Linked DNA regions of Homo sapiens: region 2 is linked to region 1. A link is an interaction called in ENCODE POLR2A ChIA-PET data of the cell type or tissue named here. Cell type or tissue: A673. All regions are shown on one strand. Each heading gives the region's core, and the rest is flanking DNA. Links, peaks and the distances in the headings are about the cores only.

Region 1 (4,400 bases), core at 167-4,166:
TTCTGGAGGTTGGAAGTCCAAAATCAGGGTTAGTTTCTGGTGAGGCCTCTCTTCCTGGCTTACCAACGGCCACGTTTTCACTGTGTCTTCACATGGCCTTTCCTCCTGTGTGAGAGAGAAGAAAGAGAGAGAGGGAGAAGAAGAGGGAGAGAGAGAGAGAGAGAGAGAGAGAGAGAGAGAATGAGAACGTGAGCTCTGGTGTCTCTTCCTCTTCTTATGAAGACACCGGTCCTATTGGATCAGGGCCACACCCTTACGACCTCTTTTAATCTGAATTATCTCCTTAAAGGCCCTGTCTCCAAATACAGTCGCTTTGGGGGTTAGGGCTTGCAACATATCAATGTTGGTGGGGATACAATTCAATTCATAACAGGGATTGTATGCACAAAACCACAGATTTAGTAGTTTCCTTGTCAGGGATTTAAGGGCCTATCAAAGTTTCAGTGATGGGTGGTGTTCATGGTACATTCACTGTAGTTCATAGTTCAGGTTAGAGACTATCTGGCCTGGCTTTCAGATTGTATAATAGTTATTTCTTTATGTAAATATCTCCCCCACTGGACTTCTTGTAAGGGTTGGTCTGAGTCTTATTCATCTTTGTCTGCCAACTGATAATGGTTCAATAAACTTTTAAGGAACAAATCTTCTCACCATCTGCATCTGTATGTGATCAGATGTATTAATTTTAGTTCTGATTCCCATTCTCTTGTGTTTGCAGCCACCATTGGTTCAGGCAATCTTCAGCGGTGATCCAGAGGAGATCCGGATGCTCATCCATAAAACTGAAGATGTGAATACTCTGGTAAGAGATACTGTGGTTTTGCTACTCAGGCCCTGTTAGCCTGGAGCAGGAAAGGACTCTTAACCTTTTATATACCATGGACTCTTGATATCTGGTGAAAGCTCCAGACTGTTTCTCAGGACACTGTTCTTAAACCCTATATAAGAAATAAAATATCTAGGGTTACAATGGAAATCAGTTATTGAGATACAGTTACCCAAATATTAAAAATATACTTTGTAATATGGTAATATATGTGCTTTTAAAAAAAATAACACATTTAGGCTGGGCGCAGTGGTTCATGCCTATAATCCCAGAATTTTGGGAGGCTGAGTTGGGCAGATCACTTGAGCCCAGGAGTTTGAGACCTGGGCAACATGGTGAAACTCTGTCTCTAAAAAAAAAAAAAAAAAAAAAAAAAAAAAAAAAAAGAAAAATTAGCCGGGCATAGTGATGGAGGCACAGGTGGGAGGATTGCCTGAGCCCAGGAGTTCGAGGCTGCAGTGAACTTTGATCACGCCACTGCACTCTAGCCTGGTTGACAGAGTAAGACCCTACCTCAAAAAAAAAATCTGGTTAAATAACCAGATACAGCAGAAGATCTAAGAGTGAGCATAATTTAAATATAGTGATGAGCATAATCAGTATTTTGAGTTGTGTGCAACAACTCTAATGTTATATGAACATACCTGTGATTTCTGCTGGTGACAGCATTACAGTTACTGATGTTGCTACTGTGGTTTATGGCCTACATTCATAGTGGAAGGAAATGCTAAATTCCAATCAGAAGTCAGTGATAATAGAGGTGCAATTTTTTTTCCAAGGTGATGAACCCCTGGAACCCATGCCCTGCAGCAGTGGTTGGCAACCTATGGTACATCATACATTTTTTTCTGCAGGCCTCCTGCTAAAAATGGTTTTTATTTTTCAAGTGTTGAGAAAAAAATCAAGAGAAGAATAATATTTTGTGACACATGAAAATGACCTGAAATTCAAATTTGGTGTTCATAAATACAGTTTTGTTGGAACACGGCCATACTCATTCATTTATGTATTATCTGTGGCTACTTTTGCACTGCAACAGCAGAATTGGGTAGTTGTGAAACAGACTATAAGTGGCTCACAAAGCCAAAGATATTTACTATCTGTTTTTTTAGGGAAAGTTTGCTGACCCTTGCCCTAAAAGGTTCATGACTCTGGGTCTGGGATCAGTGGGTGAACTAGGCATCCTGTGTGCCCTCTGAAGTCACAGGCAGTAGATATGTGCACTATATACATATTTTGTGTGAAATGAATCAAACTATTTCATCAAGTTCTTAAAAAGGTATCTGACTCCCAAAAGATTAAGAATCACTGTATCTGGAAGGTCCTGACACAAAAAAACAAACCTTCAATAAAGAAAGGTAAAATGATTTAGTCAATGATTTACCCTTTTAGTAGTTTCCTAGATTTGAGTTGAACAAGCAATTATGTACAGTACATGCTACTAATTCTCTTAATGTAATTCAATTGTGAAATACTGAAGTCCACCAGGGAGAGGAGTTCTCTTTAAAGTCTCTAGTGTTAAGTAGAAACAGAAGTTGTCAACTACATCTTCAGTGTAAGAGGAGCTTTGCCACAGGGAGGTGGATTACGTCTGTCTGGTCGGCTGAATGCTTTATTCAGAAGGCGAGTCATTTGGTGTAGCCATTGTTCCATGGCAGTGCAGGTTGGTGTGGCTTTTGCAAAAGCTTTTGGCAGCTTCTCCCCAGCTGGCACTAAGCACAACAGGACAATGGTTTGTGACATTTTTGCAAGGTAAGCACAGATGAGGCCAGGGACAGGCTACTCCAGAAGGCAGTTGGGCATTTGTCCAGGGCCTGCGGGTTGCGACCTGTGCTTCTGAGCCAAGGCCAGGCCAGCAAGCTCCCTTTCCAGTGTTCTGACATCACGGGAATCCACCCAGCCTGTTTTGTGGCTGTGGCCCAAGCCCAGGGAAGCCCAAGCCATGGTTACTATATTTTCCTAATGATCATGAGCAAATGGAACTTTTGTTCTGTCATACATACCAAAAAAGTTTGTACTGGCCCCTGAATGGCCTTCATTTCTTTTTGGGAAAGTGACAAAACAGTTGCTAGCTGGTAAAGGTTAGGGGAGCCTAACTTCAGTTGTAACTTATCACTGAATTAGATAGGTTAACTACTGTTACACATAGACCCCTAAATGTATGATGGATGTATGATGTATGAAGTTTAGGTCTCTTTATGAACATATTAGAGGGGTGGTCCTTTTCCAAACAGGATCCCAGGTAGCAACATGTGGCCTCTAAGATCACCACAGGGGTTGTGTGCAGTCCTGCCACCCCAAAGGGAAAAAGAGCATGGAGGAAAAGCATGGAAGGATTTTTTTTTTTTTTTTTTTTTTTGAGATGGAGTCTCGCTCAGCTGCCCAGGCTGGAGTGCAGTGGCGTGATCTCGGCTCACTGCAACCACCATCTCCCGGGTCAAGCGATTCTCCTGTCTCAGCCTCCCAAGTAGCTGGGATTACAGGCACCCGCCATCATGCCCAGCTAATTTTTATATTTTAGTAGAGACAGGGTTTCACCATGTTGGCCAGGCTGGTCTTGAACTCCTCACCTCAGGTGATCTGCCTGCCTCGGCCTCCCAAAGTGCTGAGATTACAGGCGTGAGCTACTGCGCCCGGCCACCATGGAAGGATTTTTATGGGTCAGCTTGGAATTAGCATACATCACTTCCACTTATATTCCATGGACCAGAATTTAGCCATGGCCATACCTAGCTACGAGGGAGAGTAAGGAATTAGTGTATCTGTGTGCCCCCAAAGAGACGGCATGGATTTTAGTGAGTAGTTAGCAATCTTGGCCACACCAATTTTTGGTCTTAGAGAATTCTAGTGATGCCACTTATTTGTCTGGGAGATGTCTTATTCATCCATAGTTATGTATTGAGTTGAGACTGTGTGCTCAGTGCTAGGGACACAGCAGTGAGATGGCACCCTTTCCATGATAGAGCTTACAACATAGCAGAGAAGTCAACAAATGAGAAATTACACTGTGATGCAGTTTTGAAAGAAAAAATCCGGGATGCTATGTAGGGAGAAGGTTAATCATGAGGACCTGATAAAGTGATGTGTAACCTGAGGCTTGAGAGATATATAGGAATTTGCTTTGCCTTTGTGGGCTGTTGGGTGTGTGGCAACAGATAAGCAGGGGATGGAGGGAGGGAGAGAAATGAACACAAGAGTGGTTGAATGAATGAATGAATGAATGGATAAAGAACACAAGGAGGGCCTGAGTTCTTAGGTTGATGTTACCACTTTTTGGGATCCACAGGCCCTTTTGTTCTACTCACCCCTCTTTAGACTCTCCCTTTAACTCCCCCTTTCTGCTCCTTCAGGTGTGTACAAAGATCATTTGACCCCACACTTATCCAGCATGTCCTCTTGTCATGGTTTTCTTTTGCCAATGCCCTTGGGGATGAGTCATAGTGACTATTTTTGCTGGGGGTGGATTAGGTAGTTTAAGAGAAGTGGTTGTTAAGAAAAGGCATAGACAGATGGAGGACACATAAGGATTGGAGAGCTAAGCCTGGAGGTGCATTTCAAAGGGGAAAAGGGGCTG
Region 2 (4,400 bases), core at 1-4,000, 280 kb before region 1:
TTAACTCATTTGACAAAGTTAATATATGGAAGAATATTTAAAAACAACAAAAAACAAAACTGTTACCTTTACTAAATGAGGTTTCACCAAGGTTACTACTGATGTATATCGCTCCAACACAGGTGGAAATCCAATTTCTAATCTTGTTTTACAATATCCAGATCTCTTTGATATAACATCTGATTTTTTGCACCAAGGAACAAAATGCTTGTAATCCTCCACTCCCGATACTACATCATACATTTCCTGCATTGAATATCTTTAAAAAATAAAAATAAAAAAGAGGTGTTAACTCCATCTAGTTATATAATATATGCATACTTTAAAGTGAATATGTATAAAACTTACTGTGTATGATAAATAAATCATTCAGCACATATATTAAACCACATTCTGGAATCAATGACCTCAAAGCAACACAGAAAATAAAAGGTCTCTAAATAAACACATACATGATATGGCAGAGATCACAATTTGGCATCTCACAGGTTGAATCTGACATAAAGAGGTAATTTTTTTTTTTTTTTTTGAGATGGAGTCTCATTCTGTTACCCAGGCTAGAGTGCAGTGGTACGATCTCGGCTCACTGCAACCTCCACCTCCCGGGTTCAAGCGATTCTCCTGCCTCAGTCTCCCGAGTAGCTGGGACTCCAGGCACGTGCCACCACAGTCAGCTAATTTTTTGTACTTTTAATAGAGATGGGGTTTCACTGTGTTAGCCAGAACGGTCTCGATCTCCTGACCTGGTGATCCGCCCACCTCGGCCTCCCAAAGTGCTGGGATTACAGGCATGAGCCACCGCGCCCGGCCTAAAGAGGTAGTTTTTAAATTTTTAGTAGCCAGCATTTAAAAATTGAGAGTATGGCCAGGAGTGGTGGCCTGTAATCCCAGCACTTTGGGAAGCTGAGGTGGGTAGATCACCTGAGGTCAGGAGTTTGAGACCAGCCTGGCCGACATGGTAAAACCCGGTCTCTACTAAAAATACAAAAATTAGCCAGGTGTGGTGGCACACGCTTGTAATCCCAGCTACTCGGGAGGCTGAGACATGAGATTTGCTTGAACCCAAGAGACAGAGGTTGCAGTGAGTGAAGATCATGCCACAGCCTGGGCTATAGAGTGAGACCCTGTACACCTCTCTCTCTCTCTCTCTCTCTCTCTCTCTCTCTCTCTGAGACCCTGTACACCTCTCCCTCTCCCTCCCTCACACACACACACACACACACACACACACACACACAGACTAAATCAGTATTTTTTTAGTTGCCATTTCTCTTTTTAACAGGTAACACCTGTGACAATGATGTCTATCCAAAGATTTGCACTCTTTTTACGTGGTGCTGTTGCTAGGAAGTACCTGCCCATCAGGAGCAACAATTCCCAGTCCTCATTTCCACTGCGTTTAGATGGGGTCACAATTAGCTGTTGCCAGTAATATCTGGGAGGAGGTGTTGTGTGTCACCTCCAGACCAATGTGATCAACATTCTGAAGACTAAGTAATTACAGAGGTCAAAAGTTGGATGTAGCCTGGGTTTCTGAGTCACTACTTGGACTACAGTAGACGGCACACCCATTTGAACTCTACATGAGAAAAAAAAATAAACTCTTGGGTATTATCTATAGGGCTGTTAGCATTACCTTAACTAATACAGAGACTAGCTAGTAATAAAGGTGAACTTAGTGAACAATGCTGTTAAGTCTTTTACTACAGAAAAATAGGGAGAACAAAAGCAAATGAGTAAAATTAACGAAATGCACTTTCACAAAGCTTCATGGCCAGTTAGGAATTAAGAGCCATTTGTAGAAATTCCCCTATGGAGGGATGGTGTATTTCCGGTTTAGCAGAACTGTAGTGTCTTTACCATCTGCTCTATTTACCCCTAGATCAGGGGCCACACCTGGCCCATCGCCTGTTTTTGTAAATAAAGTTTTACTGGAATGTGGCCACACCCGTTTATTTAAATATTATCTATGTCTGCCTTCGGACTACAATGAAGGAGCTGAGCAGTCCCTATGGCCCACAAAACCTAATATAGTTACTATCTGTCCCTTCACAGAAAATGTTTACCAAAGGCTCTAGATGAGGAGCCTTAGTATGTATGTACTTATCTATGTATATCTATACATGAGGAAGCTATGTAAACATATGGCCCAATGTATCAGTAATGTTGCTAATACAGAAAAGAACAATGTACAAAAAATGTAAGTCATAAATAATTTTCTTTACATGTCAAAGATTTAAGTCTATACTAAAGAGTTACCATATAATTATATTCATTCAACAAATATTTATAAAATAGCAATGGCTAGGTCAGGAGCAGTGGCTCATGACTGTAATCCCAGCACTTTGGGAGGCCAAGGCAGGTGGATCATGAGGTCAGGAGGTTGAGACCAGCCTGGCCAACACAGTGAAACCCTGTTTCTACTAAAAATACAAAAATTAGCTAGGCATGGTGGCATGTGCCTGCTACTCGGGAGGCTAAGGCAGGAGAATCTCTTGAATCTGAGAGGCGAAGGTTACAGTGAGCCAAGATTGCGCCACTGCACTCAAGTGTGAGACTCCATCTCAAAAGAAAAAAAAAAAAAAAAGAAAAAGGCCAACCTAGAAAAGAGAGCTTAGTCTGTAAGAAGATAATCCAGAGAGAAAGAGGCACAACACGATACCCCACGGAAAATTGTGAACATGCTCTTTTAGTAGAATTCTTATCATATACGAACCCTAAAATTCTTCTCTCTGAATATTCTTTCCTTTTGTTTATTAATGGTGCAGTGATTTTGAAGAAAGTTCGTGCACATATCTCCTTAGGCAAAATTGAGGTATGTAGTGGAAGAGTTCTGCTCATCAGTATACCACAGGAAGCTAAATATCTGAAAAGACAAAAATCACCTGATTTAGAGTGACAGTAAAAATTAAAAGGAAGCACAAATTATAGAAACTATAAAGTAATTATCCACTTTGTAAGGCTTTGCAACTTCAGAATGTTTCTGAAAAAATACACACACACGGGCACAGAAAAAGCACAGCTTCTTAAACACTGTAAAAAAAAAAAACAAAAATAACAGCTTAGTTAGGTTAGAAGCTTCTGGCATAAAAGGCATCTCTCCCAGAAAGTTGGCTTTCACTCTGTAGTCACATGTTACAACTTACTCTTACCATAAGCTTTGCTAGATACACAAATCTATTTTCTGATTTGTGTTGTCTACCCACGTTGTTTTCCTAGCTGGATCCACAGGTGTTTCTTAATTCTTGATCCACTCCAGTGAGACTTAAAATTAGGTCTCAAATCTCTTGGCAGACATCTGGTAGGACCACCTACCAGATGGTGAGTACTGATGCCAAGCATGGTGGCTCAAACCTGTAATCCCAGTGGTTTGGGAGGCTGATGCATGAGAATCCCTTGAGGCCAGGAGTTTGTGACCAGCCTGGGCAACATAGCGACCCTGTCTCTACAAAAAAATTTAAAAATTAGCCGGCCATGGTGGCATGTGCCTGTAGTTCCCGTTACTCAGGAATCTGAGGCAGCAGGATCGCTTGAATACAGCACTTCGAGGTTGCAATGAGCTATGAACACACCACGGGCACTGCAGCCTGGGTGACAGGGCGAGACTCTATCTCAACAAAAGCAAAAACAAAACAAATAAAAACCAACTGTTGCTGCGTTCTCCTTTACCTTGCAGTCTCCATTTCAATGCATATATGTAAAAACATGTCTAGTTAACCAGAAACTTATTGTTTGAGGTACTTCTATGTACAAATGTCTGCTATATGCTTGTTCACCTAAATATTTTCAACTTTCCTTAATAAGATTATTACATAAGTGACTGGGTGAGGTGGCTCATGCCTGTAATCCCAGCACTTTGGGAGGCCGAGGCGGGTGGATCACGAGGTCAGGAATTCAAGACCAGCCTGACTAACATGGTGAAACCCCATCTCTACTAAAAATGCAAAAAATTAGCTGAGTGTGGTGGCAGGCGCCTGTAGTCCCAGCTACTCAGGAGGCTGAGGCAGGAGAATCACTTGAACCCGGGAGGCGGAGGTTGCAGTAAGCCGAAGTTGTGCAACCACACTCTAGCCTGGGTAACAGAATGAGACTCCGTCTCAAAAAAAAAAAAAAAAGAGAAAAGAAAAAAGATTATTACGTAACTATTTGACTATTTGACACTACTAGTCATTTAGTCATTGCTGGCCAGGATAATTCAATTTAAATTATCCACATATTTACTGAGCTCCTATTCTAAGTTAAGACTGTGCTAAGTACTAAGGATATAATGGTGAATAGAACAAACATAAGCCTTATGAAGATTATATTCTAGTTGAAGATTGATTCAAAAAAGTGCTGAAGAAGAGATGCAGGGAAGAGGGAGGTGTAATTAGGACCTCCTTTAGACAGGGTGACCTAGG

Evidence for each region. ChIA-PET counts read pairs that join two places held together with the same protein. Peaks named below come from ENCODE experiments on the same cell type or tissue, not always from the same donor. Only the 100,000 strongest peaks of a DNase experiment are listed, where the experiment ranks them.
Region 2: POLR2A ChIA-PET joins it to region 1 with 6 read pairs; 3 of 35 experiments call an interaction of 5 or more read pairs at or near these places.

Annotation. Positions count from the first base shown.
Region 1 is chr2:197,183,425-197,187,824 of GRCh38, reverse strand. ANKRD44 (ankyrin repeat domain 44) reads left to right here. Exons shown (of 28, transcript NM_001195144.2): 2 at 719-802. Among named protein-coding and RNA genes, the nearest start is that of ANKRD44-AS1, 12 kb to the left of the region's middle. RefSeq lists an enhancer at 86-1,285. In A673, for the core only: no CTCF peak of the experiment used is centred there; a DNase peak (open chromatin) is centred at 2,384; H3K27ac peaks cover 412 bases.
Region 2 is chr2:197,458,398-197,462,797 of GRCh38, reverse strand. It overlaps COQ10B (coenzyme Q10B), which reads right to left. Exons shown (of 5, transcript NM_025147.5): 2 at 2,717-2,866; 3 at 67-259. Among named protein-coding and RNA genes, the nearest start is that of COQ10B, 7.0 kb to the right of the region's middle. In A673, for the core only: no CTCF peak of the experiment used is centred there; no DNase peak of the experiment used is centred there.